2 separate regions of the Homo sapiens genome follow, and region 2 is linked to region 1. The links are chromatin loops, found by intact Hi-C in ENCODE. Cell type or tissue: mammary epithelial cell. All regions are shown on one strand.

Evidence for each region. Peaks named below come from ENCODE experiments on the same cell type or tissue, not always from the same donor. Only the 100,000 strongest peaks of a DNase experiment are listed, where the experiment ranks them.
Region 2: a loop joins it to region 1, with 7 times the contacts of the local background. A loop is called at or near these places in 2 of 110 quality-filtered maps.

What each region holds. Positions count from the first base shown.
Region 1 is chr1:2,043,669-2,048,668 of GRCh38, forward strand. It overlaps LOC105378590 (a long non-coding RNA gene), which reads right to left and starts at 3,779. Exons shown (of 4, transcript XR_007065357.1): 1 at 3,526-3,779. It also overlaps a transcript of PRKCZ not described here. RefSeq lists enhancers at 1-142, 2,878-3,631, 3,632-4,385 and silencers at 1,212-1,261, 1,322-1,401. In mammary epithelial cell, CTCF peaks have their summits at 1,362 (motif pointing left) and 2,982 (motif pointing left); no DNase peak of the experiment used is centred here; H3K4me3 peaks cover 644 bases.
Region 2 is chr1:1,761,592-1,766,591 of GRCh38, forward strand. It overlaps NADK (NAD kinase), which reads right to left. Exons shown (of 12, transcript NM_023018.5): 2 at 3,637-3,855; 3 at 361-444. The coding sequence starts at 3,815. Among named protein-coding and RNA genes, the nearest start is that of NADK, 14 kb to the right of the region's middle. In mammary epithelial cell, a CTCF peak has its summit at 2,806; a DNase peak (open chromatin) is centred at 2,800.

The sequences.
Region 1 (5,000 bases):
GTCCCAGAGGCGATGTCGGACACAGACGGTCCTCCAGGGGAAGGCACCATTGAGCGGGGTGGGGGCCTGAAGGGAGGCTGTGCCTTCTGGTGAGACTCAGCCAGGGAAGCTGTGTGCAGAGCTCAGCCTGGCAGTGTCCAGCCCTTCCCTGCCTCCCCTGGGTGCCCTCCCAGCTGCTCTATCTTCCAGGCCAGCCTCCTCTTTCCTCCCCTGGCCTCTCCAGACCCTGGACACAGCAACCCCACCTCCTCCTCACTGTGTTGGCTCTGCTGGGAGTGGCAGTGCCCAGCCCCTCTGACAGTATGTGCGCGCGCACACACACACACTCAGAGAGCTCCACACACACACAGGTACACACAGAGCTACAGACACACAGGTACACATAGAGAGTTACACACAGGTACACACAGAGAGCTCCACACACTGGTACACACAGAACTACAGACACACACACAGGTACACACAGAGAGCTCCACACACACACAGGTACACAGAGCTACACACACACACAGGTACACACAGAACTACAAACACACACAGGTACACACAGAACTACAGACACACACACAGATACACACAGAAAGCTATACACACACACACACACACACATACACACGGCCCCCCACACATGGGTACCTGTGGAGAACTACACACATATATGCAGAGACTGCATTCGTGAGGTCCCATCTGAATATTTAATTTTTAAGTTATTATTATTATTTTTTTAGAGGCTGGGCTTCACTCTGTCGCCCAGGCTAGAGTGCAGTGGTGCCACATCTCAGCTCACTGCAGCCTCCACCTCCTGGGCTCAGGTGATCCTCTCACCTCAGCCTCCTGAGCAGCTGGGACCACAAGCACACACCACCGCACCCAGCTAATTCTTAAACTTGTTGTAGAGACGGGGTTTCACCATGTTGCCCAGGCTTGTCTCCAACTCCAGGCCTCAAGCGATGCGCCCGCCTCGGTCTTCCCAAGTGCTGGGAATGCAGGCGTGAGCCACCGCGCCCGGCCCAATCCGCAGATTTTAAGCGGGGACGACTTAAAAACAGGATTGCTGAGCTGCGACGAGGGGGGCTGCAAGGGGAAGGACACGCGGCCCCCGGGGCTGAGGGCGGCCCGGAAGGATGGACTCCGAGGCGGGGCTGAAAAGGGGGCAGCCGCGCCAAGCAGGAAGCGCCCCGGGGTGGGGCGGGAGGCCCGGAGGCCCCGGAGCCAGAGCGGGCAGGGCCGGCGCTGCGCGGTCGCCGAGGGACCCACGTGCGGGACGAGCTCCCCGGGCCCCCACGCGCCGCCAGCCCGAGCCCCGTCTCCCCGCGCGTCCCTCCTGCGCCCCCTCCTGGGCAAGCTCCGCATTGCGCGCGGCCGCCAGCAGCCCGGGACCCGCGCAGCTCCCCGAGGCCAGGACAGCCAGCAGGGAAGTGCCAGGCCTGAAACGCCGCCGGAGGAATGGTACCCAGAAGCTCGGGCGCTGGAGGGCGGCTGTGGAGTGAGGGGCACACGGGCGCGTGGAGGCAGTTAGCGACAGACACACGTGCGCCGGCACATGCACACAGAGGCGGGCACACACAGACACGTGGGCACAGAAAGGCACGCAGGCTGGGCCGGTGGCTCATGCCTGTAATCTCTGCACTTTGGGAGGCTGAGGCACCAGGATGGCTTGAGCCCAGGAGTTTTAAGGTCAGCCTGGGAAACGTAGTCCATGTCTACAAAAAAATACAAAAATTAGCTGGGCGCGGTGGTACGGGCCCGTGGTCCCAGCTACTCAAGAGGCTGAGGTGGGAGGATCACCTGAGCCCAGGAGGTCCAGGCTGCAGCGAGCCGAGATATGGCACCACTGCACTCCAGCCTGGGTGACACAGTGACACCCTGCCTAAAAAAAAAAAAAAAGCAGGAAAAAAAGACACACGCACAGACATCTATGCATGCATAGACACACATACGTCAACACAGACACACAAGCACAGACATATCTATACACACACGTGGACACACATACACAGACACATGTATGCATTCACACAATACACACAGACACAAACACATATAGACTCAGATAAGCACACAGGCACTCACACCCCACACCCTGTCTGAGGCTCCCCTGACCCTCCTCGCTGGGGCAGCCTGGCCTCTTCACACTCCCTGCACCCTTCACTCACAGAGCCCTTGCTCCCTGGGGCCACAGAGCTGCCCCACTGCACACATCATCAGTCCCGGGGCCAGCCTCTCCCCCGGGGACCTGGTCAGCCCGTCTCAGCCATTCTGCACTCCTGTGGTTCTCTGACAGTGGCCCGTCTCCAGCAGCGTCCCACCAGGAGACCCCGCCTGGCCAGCTCACTGCTGTATTCCTGGCTCAACTCCTGGCCCTCCGTCCAGTAGGCCCTCAACCAACGTCCATCAAATGAACCCATGCAGCTGACATTGTCTCTTGAGCCAGTTTTTCCAAATCCCATGATCCCTGACACAGAAAGGAAACATCTGGCCAGTCCCTCCCACGGCTGCTGTGCCCAGAGCCTGTGAGCAAACGCCTGGCCCTTCCTGTGACGGTGGTCCTCGCAGGACCCCACAGGGCAGCCTCACATCTGGCAGGAAGACCCACCCGGGCCCCTTGGGCTCTGTGAGATGCCTGCTCCTGTCGGGCACCTTTCTGGGCAGTCCCAAGCACTAAGCCAGCACAAATGCAGTTTAAGAGGCTGATGAGGGAGGCCTCCTCCTGGGGGTGTGGTGATGGGGACCCCACGGGCCACAGCCAACCCCTCCCAGACGTCCGATGAATCACACTGAGTGTAAACTGCCTCTCTTCTAAAAGGTCTCAACATCACTCGACAGTATCATCAAAGGACTCTTCCTAAGGAAAATCACAGGGTAGGCCCGGCAGCCACACAGAGCCACCTTGGCGGGGTCAGGAGCTGCGGCTCCCAGGTGCCCCAGCCCTGCTGGGAGGCCACCCTCAGCCAGACCCTGCAGCCACACTGCCCTCTGCCGGTCAGCACCCTACCCCAAGCCCCAGCGGTCACCTAGCACCTCCACCTGCGGTCCCAGGCACCGGGAGAGGGAAGGCTGCCTGCACTGGGAGAGGGAAGGCTGTCCGCTTCACGGCCGGGGTTCTTGCTGCTTAGCTGGGGTTTTGGGAAAAGGCTTCACCTTGCCCTATACCGTTCTGTGTTGCTTGAGTTTTATAAAAAGTCAGTGTGACTTTCATAACTTGTTTTTTTCATTTAAAAAATAATAGGTGTTTATGATTATGAAAGTATATGAGAACTTTATGAAAAATTTGGGAGCTACAGAAACTGCTGAGGTGGAAAAGCCTGGCCTTTAGCCACCCAGAGGCCTCTCTCGGAGCCTGCCCTGCCCACTCCAAGGGTCACCTCCACACCCCACCCGCCCCGGAGGACCCAGGGTGAGTCCTTGGAAGCTTCCAGGGCTGTGCCTTCTCGGTGTGCTGGGCTCGATGGGACATGACTCTGTCCCCACCCACTAGGGGTCTTAGGAGGCTGCCTGGCTCCAGCACTCTTGAGGGGTCCTTACCCGAGTCACTCACTCATTCCCCGTGTGCCAGGTGCCTGGAGAAGCTGTGGGGACCCGGCCTAACAGGGCCCAGCCCTCAGCCGGGATCTGGATGGGAGTCGTTGGCAGATTCCAGAGCAAACACCCTGTATCTGTCGCCGGGCGACACAGTGACACCACCGCCAGCCAGTGAGCCTATCCGTGTCTCAGGAAGCGCCCTCTGCCCTCAGGGCCCTCTCAGGGGCACAGGCTCAGGGCAGAGGACCTAGGAACCTCCCTGTGACCTGCCCTGCCTGCCCAGAGGCGGGTCCAGGGCCTCCCAGGCCTTTGTTTTGCAGATCTCATTAGCGGAGACCTCTGCCTCCTGGAGGGGAGGCCAGAGCAGGTACTGGGGGAGGTTTTGGGGACGTTTTGGGCAGCCCCTGTGCCCGCAGTCCTCTGCTAGAGCCTTTCGGAACCTGTGTCTGTCCCGACCCCCCCTCCACCGGCGGCATCAGGGCTGAACAAAGTCTGACACTGGGGTTGACCATCCACTGACGTTGCCCTCTCCCTCCCAACCCCAGAGAGAATAGAGCCCCGCCCCCCACCTTCCCTCGCTGGGACTGGGGCACTGCCACGGCCCTGGGACTGGCTTCCAGGACGGAGGCTCCCGCCTGGCAGCACAGATCTCCCCAGGGAGGCCAGTGCCGAGGGCCTGACCCAGCAGGGGCGTCCTTGGTTAGAAAGGGTCCTCCGGGGCCTTGGGTGGGGCAGGCCCAGGGAGAGATGTCCAGTGACAGGGAAGGACACAACCGAGGGTCCGTCCTGCCTGCTGTGGGCAGTGGTATCAAGGACCGGGCCTTGCTGCCTCCTTGGATCAGAACGCCAGCCAGGAAGTCCTGTGGGTGCCCAGTGGCCCCTTCCAGGCACCGCCCCACTAAGGTGAAACCCTGCTCTTTCCTGCCCATCAGGAAGCGCCCAGGCCATGTTGCCAGGCCAGACTCCAGACAAGGCCACAGCCCTGGCCATGGGGCCTGGAGTGGGGGAGCTGGGCCGACGGGTGCCTGAATCCAGGGCTGCTGCAGGTGCAGGTTCCCACTCATCACTGTACCCTGCCAGGCTGCCCCCTCACCCTCTACTCTCTGCCCCCCTTCATGCCCAGCTGATGGGCATGGGGCTTTGTGCCTGTGCGAGGGATAGAGGGGGTTGCCCCATGGAGATGGGGGTGAGGAGTAGATTGCTGAAATGGGCATTAGGTATGCTAGAGACTTCAAGGAAGTGTGGGTGCCAGTCCAGCAGATCTCTGCAGGCAGGTGCTCCTGGAAGAGGGAGTGGCTGTGCAAAGAGGGAGTGGCCGTGCAAAGACGGAGGCCGGGGCAGCAAAGAGGCCTCGAGGCCGGGGCAGAGGAGCTGGCCTTCCCTCCAGGAGTGATGGGAACCACTGGGGGGACTTCGATGACCCAGAAAGATGGAGTGGGGGAAGACGTCAGCTGAGAGGCTCATTAGGAGGATGCCTG
Region 2 (5,000 bases), 280 kb before region 1:
AAGGCAGCCCTGAGGATCTCATGTGGAAGCCGCCACACCCACGGGCTGTGACCCGGTCTCCAGGCCCCGGCTCGCCTGCCGTCCACTTTCTCAAAGCCACTGGAAAAGCCACAGCTGGGGAGCCCCCGCTCGGATGCCTGCACTCAGGGGGTTCAGGGAGGACGCCCATGTGGCTTTTTGTTTAAATGACCTAAACATGTACTTCTCACATGAAGTGCTAGAATCTTCCTCAACACAGCGATCCCACAACTCCACACACATCCCGAGGACTCCCCCATCCCATGGCCCCCGGCACTCACATGATGGTCTAGGGGTTCTCTCCCTTCCAAGAACCCCCCGTCCTGGGGCCCCAGCACTCACATGATGGTCTGGGGGTTCTGCAGCACACAGGCCTTTGGTCCAAAAGTGGTCACCGGGCATGGCCCATGAAGAGAGCGTGTCCTCCTGTGGGGAGAGGGCAGTGTCAGAGCCACCAGGGCCTGAAACCAGACATGCAGTGACAGACACAGATACAGAGGAGGTTACACGGTAAGGCATACATGCAATTTGAAAGATGCCAACTCCATCTGCCCAGCAGCCACACAATAGCCCTTGGAAGGTTCTGCCCAGGTCCATGGCTGCACTGGAGCGGCACCTGTGAGGAGCACGCATGCCCACGCGCCGCTCAGATCATGACCCAAGCCGGGGAGAGCTTCAGCCCAAACAAGGAAAATGCCAGGGCCAGGGCCAGCCTGGGATCAGAATTCCTCAGTGTCTCCAGGACCCCTCTCTAGATCTGCATTTGGGACTCAAAACCTGAGACAACATCTCATCTCTAAATCGTCTAGATTAAAATTCTAGCACAAATGTTCACTCTGAACTCATGTCAATAAAAAAGACGTAGGCCGGGCGCAGTGGCTCACACTTGTAATCTCAGCACTTCAGGAGGCTGAGGTGGGTGGATCACGTGAGGTCAGGAGTTTGAGACCAGCCTGGCCAACATGGTGAAACCCCCATCCTTACTAAAAAAAGAAAAATTAGCCAGGCCTGGTGGCGTGTGCCTGCAGTCCGAGCTACTCAGGAGGCTGAGGCAAGAGAACTGCTTGAACCCAGGAGGTGGTGGTTGCAGTGAGCCGAGATCGAGCCACTGTACTCCAGCCTGGCTGAAAAAAGTGAAACTCTGTCTCAAAATGAATGAATGAATGAATGAATGAATGAATGAATAAAAGACGCCAGATGAACGGCTCAACAACTTTCCTAGTGATTTAAACATGGCCAGGTCACAGTTAAATCACCCAGCCAGGGGCTGTGGCAGCCGCACGCGTCCTGGGGAGAATGCTGTCAGGACCGCTGTGCTCCTCAGGGTCCAGCACTGAGGCTGCCCTCGTCCTAGGTGCCCGGGAGCCTCCCAGTCCCTTCACAAACTCAGAAAACTTGCACACAGCTGGCCAGGCAACGGCCCAACAAAATCCTCAAGTCCCAATGCAGAAGAACGGCCTTCCGCTGCCTCGCAGGGCCAGACAACCCCAGGAGAGCCGTGGTGCCCTGAGGGCTGCTCCACAGGTGACACAGGCGTGGCCATCAGTGGTCACGGACTTGTTTACCTCAGCCTTTTAAAAATTGGTAAGTACAGGCCGGGTGCAGTGACTCACGCCTGTAATCCCAGCACTTTGGGAGGCCAAGGCAGGCGGATCACGAGGCAGGAGATTGAGACCATCCTGGCTAACACGGTGAAACCCTGTCTCTACACAAAAATACAAAAAATTAGCCGGGCGTTGTGGCTCACGCCTGTAATCCCAGCACTTTGGGAGGCTGAGGTGGGCGGATCACCTCAAGTCAGGTGTTCGAGACCAGCCTGGCCAACATGGTGAAATCCCATCTCTACTAAAAATACAAAAATTAGACAGGCGTGGTGGCATATGCCTGTAATCCCAGCTACTCAGGAGGCTGAGGCAGGAGAATCACTTGAACTCGGGAGGCAGAGCTTGCAGTGAGCCTAGATCACACCACTGCACTCCAGCCTGGGCGACAGAGCAAGACTCCATCTCAAAAAAAAAAAAAAAAAGAAGAAGAAAACGAAGTACATTACAAAAGAATTTTACTTACTTACGAACTGAAAAGATTATTGCGGAAAACAATGTTTCTCGAAGTGGGTGTTGGGATTTAATGTTTCCTTCCCAAGGACAGGCTATGCTTGGGCGTATTTGGCTACCTCCTCCCCCACCTCACCCTGAAGGCGCCTGTCACTCACTATGGAGGCGACCTCTGACCCAGGGCTGCTGTCATCAGGTTCAGAATGCAACAGAAATGGTGCATTATGCCAAAGAACCCACAGGAAAAAAAAATAAAACCCCAAAGCAATTCTGTTCACGCAGTCACTGCGCTGGGGTGGCCTGGAGGTACAGGACAACGACCCCCACTGACAACGAGGCAACGAGGCATCTGAGAAAGGCTGAGTGGTGACGTGGTGCCTGCGGGATGAAGGCAGCCACCAGCGCTCGTAGCCTCCTGGCTCAGGCAGCGACTCTGTAGACAGAAAACGTGGGAGTAGCCTGTTTCTCCACGGCTGCCACCACGTCAGAGGCGCTACAGGCTCTCCCATCTCACTGGGTAAGACAACATGCTTTCTAAGACTACTTTTCACCAAAAAGCCCCCCTTGCATTTGATAGTCGTGATCCTTGTTAGGCAGCGCCGGCTCTGGCAAGCTTCCACCTAAAACTCACCACATTTACCATCACCAGAACCGAGAGCACCATCCCCAGGCACCATCACAGCTGTGCTTGTGCGGCCACCGTCATGCAAAGCCCGGGGCGCTGTTGCCCAAGCAGCATTGTGCAAGGGTGAGCGCTGTGGGCACTCTTGGCACAGGAGGGAGCCACTTGCCCAACATGTGAGAGGGCTGGGCCCGCCCAAGGCCACGCTCATAACTCTGCCTCCACCAGCCCTGCTCACAGTGCAGAACCCCCCAGCCTTCGCCTCTCAAAACAAGCAGAGCCAAGAGGGATGTCCCCTCACACCCCAGTGACTTCTGTAGAGCAAATGTTTCCAGGCCAGGCACAGTGGCTTGCACCGGTAATCCCAGCACTTTGGGAGGCTGAGACGGGCAGATCACCTGACGTCAGGGGTTCAAGACCAGCCTGGCCAACATGGTGAAACCCCGTCTCTACAAAAATACAAAAATTAGCCGGGCATGGTGGTGCACGCCTGTAATCCCAGCTTCTTGGGAGGATGAGGCAGGAGAATCACTTGAACCTGGGAGGCGGAGGTTGCAGTGAGCCAAGATTGCGCCACTGCACTCCAGCTTGGGGGACAGAGCGAGACTCAGTCTCAAAAAAAAGTTTCCTCTCCAAGTGCGCTTCAGTCTAACATCAAGGGTCAGCGTAGGCGCCAGTTAGATGGTTCTGTGCTGATACAGACAGATAGAGAAACACGGTGGCACCCTGTGCCTGTGCTGGCACCTGGGAACGTGCGCCAGGCAGGTGTCCATGGGCCAGGATCCCCCTTCAAGGGCACAGCTTCACCTGGGCAAGGACCCAGCCTCACCTTCCGGATGCATCGACGCAGACTACTCAGGAGAATTCTTCATAATCGTTTTAAGAAAGAATATTATGAAATCAGACGAGAAAAAAAAGAGGAACCATCCCTCCCAGTTGTACCTGAACTCCTTGGTGCTCCCCAGGGCGGGCGAGGCAGACAGGCTGCGAGACTTGGCCCGGCCCCGGATGGGGTGGTTGTAACTCCAGGTCTCATCGCCGTGGCAGGCCGAGCAGCAGTAAGCAGCCGCGTCTGGACTCAATTCCTTATTCATGGTCATTTTTTCTTGTTCCATTTCCATTGTCAGGAAATGAGAACTTCGGTCAGAAAAACACTGATGCCTTAATTTAATAAAATAAATAATGTAAATAAAGTAAATAAATATGTATGAAACAATAATAATTTACACATACATATGTTCCATTTCATCAAGGGGAAAAAATGGCTGAAGTCCAATTTACCAAAGTACTTTGAAAACAGACTGTTTCCATTGCAAAGATATTTAAGAACTACTCTAGGTTTTTGGCTGGGTGCCGTGGCTCACGCCTGTCATCCCAGCACTTTGGGAGGTAGAGGCGGGCAGATCACTTGAGGCCAGGAGTTCGAAACCAGCCTCGCCTGACCAATATGGTGAAATCCCGTCTCTACTAAAAATACAAAAATTAGCTGTGGTGGGCGCCTGTAGTCCTAGCTACTCGGTAGACTGAGGCAGGAGAATCGCTTGAACCCAGGAGGTGGAGGCTGCAGTAAGTCGAGATCATGCCATTGCACTCCAGCCTGGGTGACTAGAGTGAAACTTCATCTCAAAATTTTTTCTGTAAAATAATATTAACAAAAAAAATTGTTTCAAAAAAGAACAAAATAGAAAGTCACACTGTGTGGCCAGGTGTGGTGGCTCATGCCTGTAATCCCAGCACTTTGGGAGGCTGGAGAGAAAGGATCAGTTGAGGCCAGGGGTTCAAGACCACTCTGGGCAACAAAGAACTCTTCTCTAGCAAAAAAAAAATTAGCCGGGCATGGTAGCCCATGAGCGAGACCCTGTCTTAAGAAAAGAAAGACTCTGGCCAGGTGCGGTGGCTCACCTGAGGTCGGGAGTTTGAGACCAGCCTGACCAACATGGAGAAACCCCCATCTCTATTAAAATTACAAAATTAGCTGGGCGTGGTTGCGCATGTCTGTAATCCCAGCTACTTGGGAGGTTGAGGCAGGAGAATCGCTTGAACCCGGGAAGCGGAGGTTGTGGTGAGCTGAGATTGTGCCACTGCACTCCAGCCTGGGCAACAAGAACGAAAGAAACTCCGTCTCAAAAAAAAAAAAAAAAAAAAAAAAAAAAAAAAAAAAAAAAGACAGGCTCTTTTCTCGTAAACAATACAACACATTAATGAGAGAGAAAGTGTGCAATTTCAAATACCCTAGTCCAGAAAAGCTGTCAAATAAAATTGAACCAGCAGATATGTTGTGAACTCCATGCCTTGCATCGTGAATT